2 separate regions of the Homo sapiens genome follow, and region 1 is linked to region 2. A link is a loop called in an ENCODE intact Hi-C map of the cell type or tissue named here. Cell type or tissue: ascending aorta. All regions are shown on one strand. Each heading gives the region's core, and the rest is flanking DNA. Links, peaks and the distances in the headings are about the cores only.

What was found. Hi-C counts contacts between places; a loop is a spot of excess contacts. Peaks named below come from ENCODE experiments on the same cell type or tissue, not always from the same donor. Only the 100,000 strongest peaks of a DNase experiment are listed, where the experiment ranks them.
Region 1: a loop joins it to region 2, with 6 times the contacts of the local background. A loop is called at or near these places in 44 of 110 quality-filtered maps.

The regions. Positions count from the first base shown.
Region 1 is chr5:115,828,123-115,833,482 of GRCh38, reverse strand. ATG12 (autophagy related 12) reads left to right here. Exons shown (of 4, transcript NM_004707.4): 3 at 819-881; 4 at 1,620-5,283. The coding sequence ends at 1,679. It overlaps LOC124901049 (a long non-coding RNA gene), which reads right to left. Exons shown (of 2, transcript XR_007058908.1): 2 at 601-1,232. Among named protein-coding and RNA genes, the nearest start is that of ATG12, 11 kb to the left of the region's middle. In ascending aorta, for the core only: a CTCF peak has its summit at 2,138 (motif pointing right); no DNase peak of the experiment used is centred there.
Region 2 is chr5:115,307,372-115,312,762 of GRCh38, reverse strand. The region is part of intron 1 of LOC105379129 (a long non-coding RNA gene); the gene reads right to left. Among named protein-coding and RNA genes, the nearest start is that of CCDC112, 13 kb to the right of the region's middle. In ascending aorta, for the core only: a CTCF peak has its summit at 2,821 (motif pointing left); no DNase peak of the experiment used is centred there.

The DNA.
Region 1 (5,360 bases), core at 1-5,000, 520 kb before region 2:
CCACACTATATTGGCTAAGAGAGATGCAAGCAATATTGATGGTTCATGGTTGGTGATCAAAATAGTATCTGTCAACCAACTATTCTGATACTTTTTTTTTTAAATACTAAGTTTAATCCAGGACATTTTAGTCCCAAATTTGGATATTAAAGGAAAACTAAATATGTTACCTGCAAATAAAGTTTTGTTTTCCAAAAAGAAAATTATTAAAGGGCACTTCAACACTGTGACTTTAAGTACTAGAAATATTTTAGTAAAAACAGACTAAACTGAAACATTGAGCAGTGAATCCTTTAAAGAGCAAGGTTATAAGGTTTTAATTGTTACTTTTTTTCCTGCTTCATTTGCCTGTAAGTGACTTTATTAAAAAACCTAAGTATATATGTCATACATTTACCCAAGGAAAGTGTACAAACTACCTTGAATATTAGACATATTGATTTTTGGCTGTGTGCCTGTGTAATTATCTTAGGAGAAATTCTTTGTGGGTAAGTGGGGACATTTTTACGATAATGTAATTTCTTGAATAGCCAGCTCTTCAAAAGCTATTTGTAAAAAATATTTAAAAGTTTCTTAGTTATACAAAGTTAGGAACCACTGTTCTAGGAACTGGAATTGTGTTATTTTTATTCCTCTGGAGGAAAAATGAGATCTTCGTAATGATCTCTTTAAATTGACTATTTAGAAAAGTTAGGAGTTCAGAGAAGCTTTCTTCAATTGTGAAAACAATACAAAATAGCTAGCTGATTGGAATGCAGAAAAATGCAGATTAATCAGGATACCATTAAACATCTCTGTTTTTCCTTCCTTTCTTGTAGTTTATTTATGTGAATCAGTCCTTTGCTCCTTCCCCAGACCAAGAAGTTGGAACTCTCTATGAGGTAAAAAAAAAAAAAAAAAAAAAAAAAAAAGAAAGAAATTACTGCTTTTTTTTCTTAATCGAGTATGCACATCTGTATAATATGTATATTGTGTAGTATTGTTAATTCACATTTTTATTTCAAGAGATGGCATGCCATTCTTAATTTTCTGGGGTAGAAAAGATGACTTTCTTGTTCTGTTATCTAACATCTTGATCATAGAAAGATATTAATAAATTATACAATGATTGAAGAACCAAGGAATAAATTACATTTCAAAGTCATCTTCATGATTCTCATAAAGTAAGGCTTTTTCTTTATCTACATTTGATTTCTTCTACATTGTTCTTATAATCTGTTATCCAAATCTGCCTACAAGAAATTGAGAAAACAGCATAAGAATGACTGTTTAACATCTTACAGAGTCATTGTAATAGTTATTAGAGTACACATACTAGCACCACTACTAGAAAACAGCTAAAATTACATATATTGTGGTTGGACATGTAGAGAAAGGACAAGATTAAAATACATAAGCTCATTCATGCCTAAGATGCTTAAAGGACAGATTTTATTAAACACTTAGGATTATTAATATGTGTCTGATAGAAACAGGCATCCTTTGAAAGAGATAGCCTGTAACATAGGTAACTTAATATACGTGTGTGGATATTTATGATACATGTGGCATTTATCTTCTTAGTTTCATCTAAGAATAATAAAAGATTGAGTTTGATTTATTGCCTTTTTTTTTTGTAGTGTTTTGGCAGTGATGGTAAACTGGTTTTACATTACTGCAAGTCTCAGGCGTGGGGATGAACCACAAAGAAAATCAACTTGCTACTACATGAAATGGATTTTCACGGAAGAGACAGCTCTGAAAAGTTTTGATGCTTGTGGCAAGAGACTTAACAGATGTGATCTATTTAGTATGTGTCTACTCTATGTTTATGCATAAGAAAACATCCATAGCATGAATGGACTCAGAAAAATGTGATTTGTATTAATGCACCAGTCATCATAAAAGATGGTCATGATAGTACACCCATTGCTCCTACTTGTTACTATTATTGCTGCAGATCTGCCTCCAAGGTTGAAAAGGAGACTAAGACTGTATAAACATCTTCATTGTCAGTTCTCAAAATGACTGAAATTGTTTTCATGGTAAAAGTTAATATACTAAAGGGTTCCTTTTTTTTTAATGTTTACATTTATCTCTATGTTTACCTTTTTAGTCACATTGACCTGCTGGCTGAATACCTCAAATAGTCCAGTAGAGGGCAGTCCACCAGGCAGAAAAGGTTAGGCGTTTTGGTTTCACATCTTTGCTGGGGAATAATAGGGGAAATGGCTGTTTTTGCTAATTTTTAGCTAATATCTAGCCAGGAGAGCAAGCACATAGGACAGACTGAAAGACTGTAATTTTACACAATACACATGGCTTAATTATTTTATTGGGATACAGAAAAATATAAATTCTGGACAAATAAGTCATATACCTGTTTTCAGTCCTAACATTTAAGGATTCTTGAGTCCCAATCACATAACTGTGGTGTTACTCTGTCATTTATATGGTGTCAAAAGCACTTGATGAGTAAACCCAGTAGCATCTTTTTGAGTGTTTCATAATGCATTTTCCAACTTGAAAACAATAATTGAAAAATAGCCTTATTGTATATTTTATGCCATGACTAAAAGTGCCATTTTTACTGATGCTATTAGACTGATAATTTCTTGAAGTGAAATTTAACCTTTTTTTCTCTTTAGTATTATGTTTATAATGCCATATTTTTAGAAAGCATTCCAGATCAGGCATGGTGGCTTACACCTGTAATCCCAGCACTTTGGAAGGCTGAGGTGTGGGGATTGCGTGAAGCCACAAGTTTGAGACCAGCCTGGTTAGCAAGGCAAGATCCCCAACTCTACAAAAAAATAAAAATTAAAAAAAAATTATTAGGCTGCAGAGGCAAGAGGATCCCCTGAGCCCAGAAGTTCAAGGGTATAGTGAGTCGTGATTGTACCACTGCATTCCTGCTGAGCAACAGAGTGAGACCCCATCTCAAAAAAGAAAAAAAAAGGCATTCTAGTAAATCGAATGTAATGTGAATGGAATTTCAAAACAGGATCTAAGATGGTATGTAGTAGAATTCAAAGTAATATCATTTTAAAGTTAAATGAGTATGGAAAAGGTCTGTTCTCTAGTTTTGTCCAGTTCAGTTTACTGAAGGAATATATTTAATTATATTCATATATTTAACAAATAAAAATATGTTGAATTTTCGTATTGTTTGCCACTGAGGGTTCAGATGATAGACCTCAAAAAATCGAAAATACTGGTTGAAATTTGTAGCATCCATTTAGTTATTCTTTTTGACCTAAATAACTTAATAGTTTATTAAATCTAAGGTTAGCTAAATATGTAGCTAACCTTATTTGTTTTCTTTCCTAACAACTCTGAAGAATACATAGGACTTTGCACTTTTTTTTTTTTTTTTTTTTTTTAAAGAGACAGCGTTTCGGTCTTGTTGCCCAGGCTGGACTGTAATGGCACAATCTTGGCTCATTGCAACCTCTACCTCCCGGGTTCAAGTGATTCTCCTGCCTCAGCCTCCTGAGTAGCTGGGATTACAGGCACCTGCCACCACACCCGCCTAATTTTTTGTTATTTTTAGTGGAGACAGGGTTTTACCATTTTGGCCAGGCTGGTCTCAAACTCCTGACTGACCTCAGGTGATCCACCCGCCTTGGCCTCCCAAAGTGCTGGGATTATAGGTGTGAGCCACCGTGCCGGGCCTGGACTTTGTACTTTTTCAAATCATATTTAATTATTTCTTGATCTTTACTCAAAGAATTATTCTGCGCTAAATTTGCAACATTAAACAATAATTAAGCCTGGATCCGATAAGTTATTGGGTGACTAGAACCTACAACACAATTTATTTTTAATTTAAACTCTCAAGTCTGATTAAACTTGGGGGAAAAACTGAACATTCAGGTGATATTTTAAATTTTCTTTGTGACTAAATAGATGTCATTAATATCATGCTTCATCTTACTGTGCATAGATGACCCATGGCACACAAAGTATATGTATAATATTGCAATATTGTACTTCCATCTTTAAAAGTATGCCAAAGACTTCATAATGAATTCACCATATTTAAGGAATAAGGCAAATTAATGTTTATCCGAAATCAAAATGAGATTGGATAATTCCTGGAATCTGATTTCTGTAAGTTTCAGTCCTAAAGGGACCTTAAATATCTACTAGAACGAAGTACAGTGTATTTCTCAGATTACATGACATTAGTCAACCAATTTAGTTGTAACACAAAGTGAGAAAGCCTTAGGTGTTGAAGGAGTGTGAAAATAAAAATCTCTTTTCATGCAGTTTCTGCTTCATTTTCCAAGGATTATAATATGCTGAGTAAACTTTTGGCACTAAGGAAGCCAGCTACAGGCCACGTAATGAAAACTATTCAGAAAACAGTTCAGCAAATACTACTATTTGAATACAGTTCAAATCGTATTTATATAAATACTCTGCCTACATTATTTAACCCAAACTGGATTATTCACCATTCTTTGAAGATGCCTTGTGTTTTCTGTTATCTACTTCTGCTCGTGCAGTTTACTTACACCTTCACCCTTTCAAATCCTAACTCTTCTTCAAGGCCTGATTCAGATTTTAACTTTTTAAAGGCTATCTGAATCATTCAAGGAGAAGATACCCTTTCTCTCATAAAAACACTTAGAGCAAACTACCACTATTAAATCACTTATTGCATACTGCCTCAGAGCCATGTGTCCAGTTATTCTGGTTTTTATCTGGTACCCACACACACATAATACTTAGTACATTTCCTTATATGTAAATAATTAGTAATGTAACACATCGAGTGAATGAAATTGTGATTAGCAAAGTATGACAGCTAAAAACAAAGGAAATTTTGTATAGTTTAAGTTTTTGTACAGCAGAAGGTAATGGAAAATATTTGCAACATATGACAGTGTTTTTAATGTCTTAAGTATATGAAGAATTTGTTTCAATTGGTAAGAAAAGACCAACTGAAAAATAGGCAAAACATACCAAATTTCGATTCACAAAAAGATACAAATGGCCAACAAAACATGAAACACCTTGAACCCCATTGGTTACAAAAAATACAAATAAAAACAATGCTGACTGACAATAAAAATAATGTACATCTTGCTATTAGCAGAGTTGTGGGGAAATCCTGTCATATTTTGGTGAATAGAATATGAGTTGGTATATCACTTTTAGGGGGCCATTTGGCAATATCAAAAACCTTGAAACGTAAGTATAAACTTCAGTTTGTTCGTATAACCTGTCATTCACATATTGAGTGCCTACTATGTCCTAAATATTGGAATAACACTAATAAAGCTCATAAGAGACTAATAAAGTCCCTGTTCTTGGAGTCACTTTCATGTTGACTCAAGGGGGTAGGACAGATTTTCAGATTTGAATTTAAATCT
Region 2 (5,391 bases), core at 241-5,240:
ATGAGATGCAACATGAACTATACTTGTTGCCAACAAGAGGCTGACTCAAACTTCCCTCATGTTTGCCCCTTTTCCCTCACTTCTGTTTCCCTGGGAATGTAACTCCCAAAACAGATAGCAGCACATAAGCCTTTCCTTTAGGCTCTGGTTTCTACGGGTGCAAAAGCATCTCACTGCAGATGCAAAGTATTCTTATTAGAGCCTTTGCCTGGTCTCTATGACAAGCTTCAATTATTTTTCCTAGAAAACTAGTAATAGAAGCTCATGCCAATTTGTAAGACTGCATTTGCCATAACTGTCGTTCATACTAAAAATTTCTTTTCTACTATCTCTAGTTTTGTCTTGTGTGCAAAGAAAGAATTATTCATTGGGGCTCAGGTTGTGAGAGTGAGGAGTAGATGAATGAACCGGTCAGCTCTCTCAAATTCAGTGAGAGTCTCCTCGCTGCTACATCAAATGGCATCATGCTTTGTTATAGCCATGCTGAATTTCTTCTAGTTCCCTAAACAAACTATTGTATATCATTTCTCCGTGCTCTCTATCTCAGGTTTTCTCTCCTAAGAAGCTGTCTTCCTTTCCACTATTACTACTGCTAATAGTGGAATTAATACAGCTAACTGCGTCTGGTCCTTGAAAACTAAGCTTGGGTGTCACTTCTTTAAGGAAGCCCTGCTGAAGACCCCTTCCCACTACTCTAATTTATACCAAACTGCATATTCCTATAATACCCTGTGCATTGTATTTATTTGAGCCAAACTGGACTTCAGCTATTGGTCTATTGACCTGTCTTCCCTGACAAGATAGCTGCTTGAGAGCAACGACCATGCCTCATTTGGCTTTGTAGCCCTAGCAGCAAGCACTGTAACTGGCACATAATGATCGTCTAATTAAAAGCTGTTTGAATGAATAAATAATGTTTATGGAATAACTGAATTACACCAGTCAGGGTCCCTGTGCCATGTTGTGGCAGTGGCTAAAAAAAAAAATCTATCCAGCCGGGCGCGGTGGCTCACGCCTGTAGTCCCAGCACTTTGGGAGGCCAAGGCGGGTGGATCACGAAGACAGGAGATCGAGGCCATCCTGACTAAGATGGTGAAACCCCGTCTGTACTAAAAAAAATACAAAAAATTAGCCGGGTTTGGTGGCAGGCACCTGTGGTCCCAGCTACTGGGGAGGCTGAGGCAGGAGAATGGTGGAGCTTGCAATGAGCCAAGATCACATCACTGCACGCCAGCCTGGGCAACAGAGCAAGACTCCATCTCAAAATAAATAAATAAATAAATAAATAAATAAATAAATAAATAAATAAATGAATAAATAAAATAAAATAAAATAAAATAAAAAATCTATCCAAGCCCTTCCCTGGATTGAAGAGTGCTTCATCCTTCCACCCACCTGTGAGATACAGTCAATAACTACATTGAGCCATCCCAATTGAAAAATCCTGTAATTTCCCTAGGAAAGATGGCTCAATGTCATGTTTTTGGTTGATTCCTGAGTGAGTGAGGATAATAAAAAAAAATTACTATTGAAAAAAAAATAAGCGAAATGTATATACCTAGGACTTGCCTTAGATGACCAGTGTTTTTGTCATCTCCATCTCACTTCACCAATGGAACAAAAATAGTTATTAAGAAATGACATTTAACTGTTCTCATATTTAGAAGTTATCTGTCCCATATATCTGAAGCTGACCCTCATTCCAAATACTTGTCCAAATATGTCCTAATTTTTAGTTTAGAAAATACATACTCATTTATTTTTTCATGGATCCATCTAAAAAATTCAAATTGATGTCTAAGATGGGCTGCCTCAGGCATAGATATGCAATAGTAAATGGAACAAACATCATCTCTTGTGGAGTTTGCATTTGAATGGGGGAGGAGTATAAACATTATAACCTATATTCAGGAAGTCTTTCCTTCAACAAATATTTATTAAGTGCTCCTATGGACTCCGTGCTGAATAGCAGAGACACAGGGGTGCCCCATGGAGGTTGTCCTCTAGAAGGGAAAGAATATTAATCAAATAATCACACAAATAGATAATGAATTATGACAACTGTTATAAAGGGGAAAAATCAGATTAGATGGGATCCAAATCTAGATGTGGGTGGAGGTGGCCAAAAAAGGCTTCCCTAGGAACTGACATTCGAATTGTGTCAGGAAGCGAGGGTTAGAGGCTCCCTCCAGACATAACCACTAATACAGGCTAAGGGATGCTGGCATGTTATGAGAGCTAAAAAAGCCCAGGGTAGCTAGAGAACCAGGAAAGATGGAGAGAGAAGCAGGAAAAGTGGTCAGGGACCATATCATGCAGGGTTTTACAGGTCATTTAAGAAGTCTGTTCAAATACATTAGGGAATAACTAATGAAGGTTGAATGAGATTGCAGGTAAAAATTAGTTCATGAACTTCAAAGTTGCTAGTATTTATTGTTTTGATTTATATTCTGGTATAAGTAATTGAGGTGTTTTTTTAAAAAACTATTTGTATCACATAGAAATTGGTAGCATTAAAAACTATTCTAACCATTTTTGCTAAAAATAATTATTAGATTTAGTATAAAATTTTGGGAACAATCCATTTAAGAAGCTAAATGTCAGTTGACTGTATTTGTGAGTCTTAATATGAAAGTAAGTGTTTTTATTTATCTGCCAGGATTTCAACTGGTTTGCTCTTACTTCTATTACTGATATATTATAACAAGAACATTCTAATTTTCATGCCTAAAAGATGAAAATATTTTTTTCTTTTGGAAAGAATCAAATATGAACTGCATGTTTTCTACTGTTGCTCAGGTGACATCTGGTGGATAAAAACTGAAATGCAATTTTATATAGTTTAAGAAAGGTGAGGTTCTCAAATTCCACTGGTAGGAAGTCATTAAAGAAGTTGAGCCTTACTGATTGATGATTAATTTTGCTTATATTTTTGGCATCCTATTATTCTCATTAAGTAGAAATTGCGATAGAGATTTGATGGGAAGAACACTTCAGTGCCCTAGTAGATTTGGTAGGCTTTGGGTCCTGCTTAAACCTCTGGCAATAAGTAGCTAAATGGCCTGATTTAATTTTGTTTTTTTAGGAGTTTTCAAAGTGAGTAAACAGATTAGCTACAGATGGGACAAGAATCAGATTAATATCTGACTTCTCAGTGACAATAGTAAATAGGAAAAACAAGAGAACAATATCTTAAATATTCTGAAGAGAATTTTTACTCTGTCTAGAGTTCTCTGCTGAGCCAAACTCTCCAACAGATGTAAAAATAAAGGCATTTTCAGACATGCATGGGTATGAAGTTAACCTTGCATGAGTTCTCTTTGAAAGAATTACTATTTAAAATGCTATTTTTATCATTTACTCAATTGTCAAATGTTTCTACTTGGGGAAAGCGAGTGTATTCCATTAAGTGTTTATTAGAGCATGCCCCTCACTGTTATTGGTTTATTTTTTCTGAAAATTTCTGGATTTTTTCTTTACTTTTTATTATAAGCTATAGACCAGCTTGTCTACTTAAAATATTTATGTTTTCATTGTATTCTTTCACATATTCAAAAACCATAACAGTGAGCAGGCAGGCAAAGTCCTTTCCAGAATGGAGCTTACATTCAGTTTTTTTTTTTTTTCACTATGTCAAATTGGGTCTTTATTTCTATTATGTTTTCTAACTGCTTGTTGTTTGTATAGATGAAGGTGATTCCTTTCTGCACACTAATTTTGTACCCATCCATTCCACAAGTTCTCACATTGTTCACAACACATGTATAATTGAGTTTCTTGGGATTTCCAGGCATACAGTGATCTGTAAATAGTGATATTGTACCACTCTTCCAATGTTTATAACTCATGTCTTTGTCTTGTCTAATTGCATTGGTTAAACCTCCAGAACTACACCAAATAATAGTGATGACTGTAGATACAATTGTCTTGCTGCTCATTTTAACAGCAATGCTCATTGAGCATTAGTGTTTCCTCATTGAGCAGACTGCTGGCTTTTGGGAAATACCCATCTTTCCCCTTTATTGTGATTTTTTTTAAAAATCAAGTATGGATGTTGAGATCTATTGAATGCCTTTTCAGTATATTTGGAGAAAATCATGCATAACTTTTTTCTTTTTTAATCACTTTTATCAGACAAATTTCAGTTGCAGAAAACAGAAGAGGGTTTTATACAGGGAATTGGCTGCATACAAATCAGTAGAAAGCTGGAGGAGCAAGCTGTCTAGTAGTGGCTCCCGGAACCATACTGCAAAACTGGCCCACCCAGGGATCTGCCCCCTCTGTCACAGTCAGGAAGTCATGCTCCCATCCCACAGTTTGTGAGCATGTCATCTTAAGGTGATCTGGGAATGACAGCCTGCCACCACAATTCTTAGCTCCAGGAACACACCTTCCTATCTTTCACCTCTGGATCAGAAAACCGATAAAAGGACTACCAGCTCCAGAGTCTCACTGTGTCTGCTACAAGCTACCCCAGCAAAATGGCTGCCTCAGGTGCCACCAACTGTATTCTGAAAACAAGTCTCACACAAATGCATCTGTCTGATTGTCAAACGTAATTCACATTGAAGACCCTGGCTGCAAGGGAGCCTAGGAAATGAAGATTCTGAACTTTCCAGCCTTTATGGTATAGGATGTCATACAAAAGAGAGATTGGGGTAGACAGTGAATGAACCATGTTACTATACCCAACCACTTATTAAAATAGTGAATAATGTTAAATCATTCTTGAGACCATAGGGAAAAAATTCTTTTTCCCTTAATTATTTTAAGGTGCTGCTGGATTCTGTTTGCTAAAACTTTGGTGAACATTTTAAAATCAGTATTCATAAGTGATTTTTGTGCTGTCAGTTTCTGGTAACAAGCGTATGCTACTTTCATTAATAGAATTTGGAAGCTTTCCTCTTTTGCCTCTGCTCTGGAACAATTTAAAAAGCATTAGATGCCAGTCATGGTGGCTCACGCCTATAATCCCAGGACTTTAGGAGGCTGAGGCAGGTGGATTGCTTGAGGCCAGGAGTTTGAGACCAGCTGAACAACATAAGGAGACCCCATCTTTACAAAAAAAAAAAAAAATTAAGAGATAGCTGGACATGGTGGTGCAGTGTCTATAATCCTAGCTACCTGAGGCGGGAGGATGGCTTGAGCCTAGGAGTTCAAGGCTGCAGTGAGTTGTGATCATGCCATTGCACATTAGCCTGGGTGACAGAGCAAGACCCTGTCTGAAAAACAAAAAAATAGCATTACAGCCTATTTATTTCTTCCATAAAGATTTTGTAAGATTAGCCTTTGAAGCCCTCTGAGCCTGATGCTCTTTGGGAGCCTACCTCCTTGACAACTGTTTTCTTTTTATTTTTCTTGGACATTTAATATTTAATGTTTATATTTTTA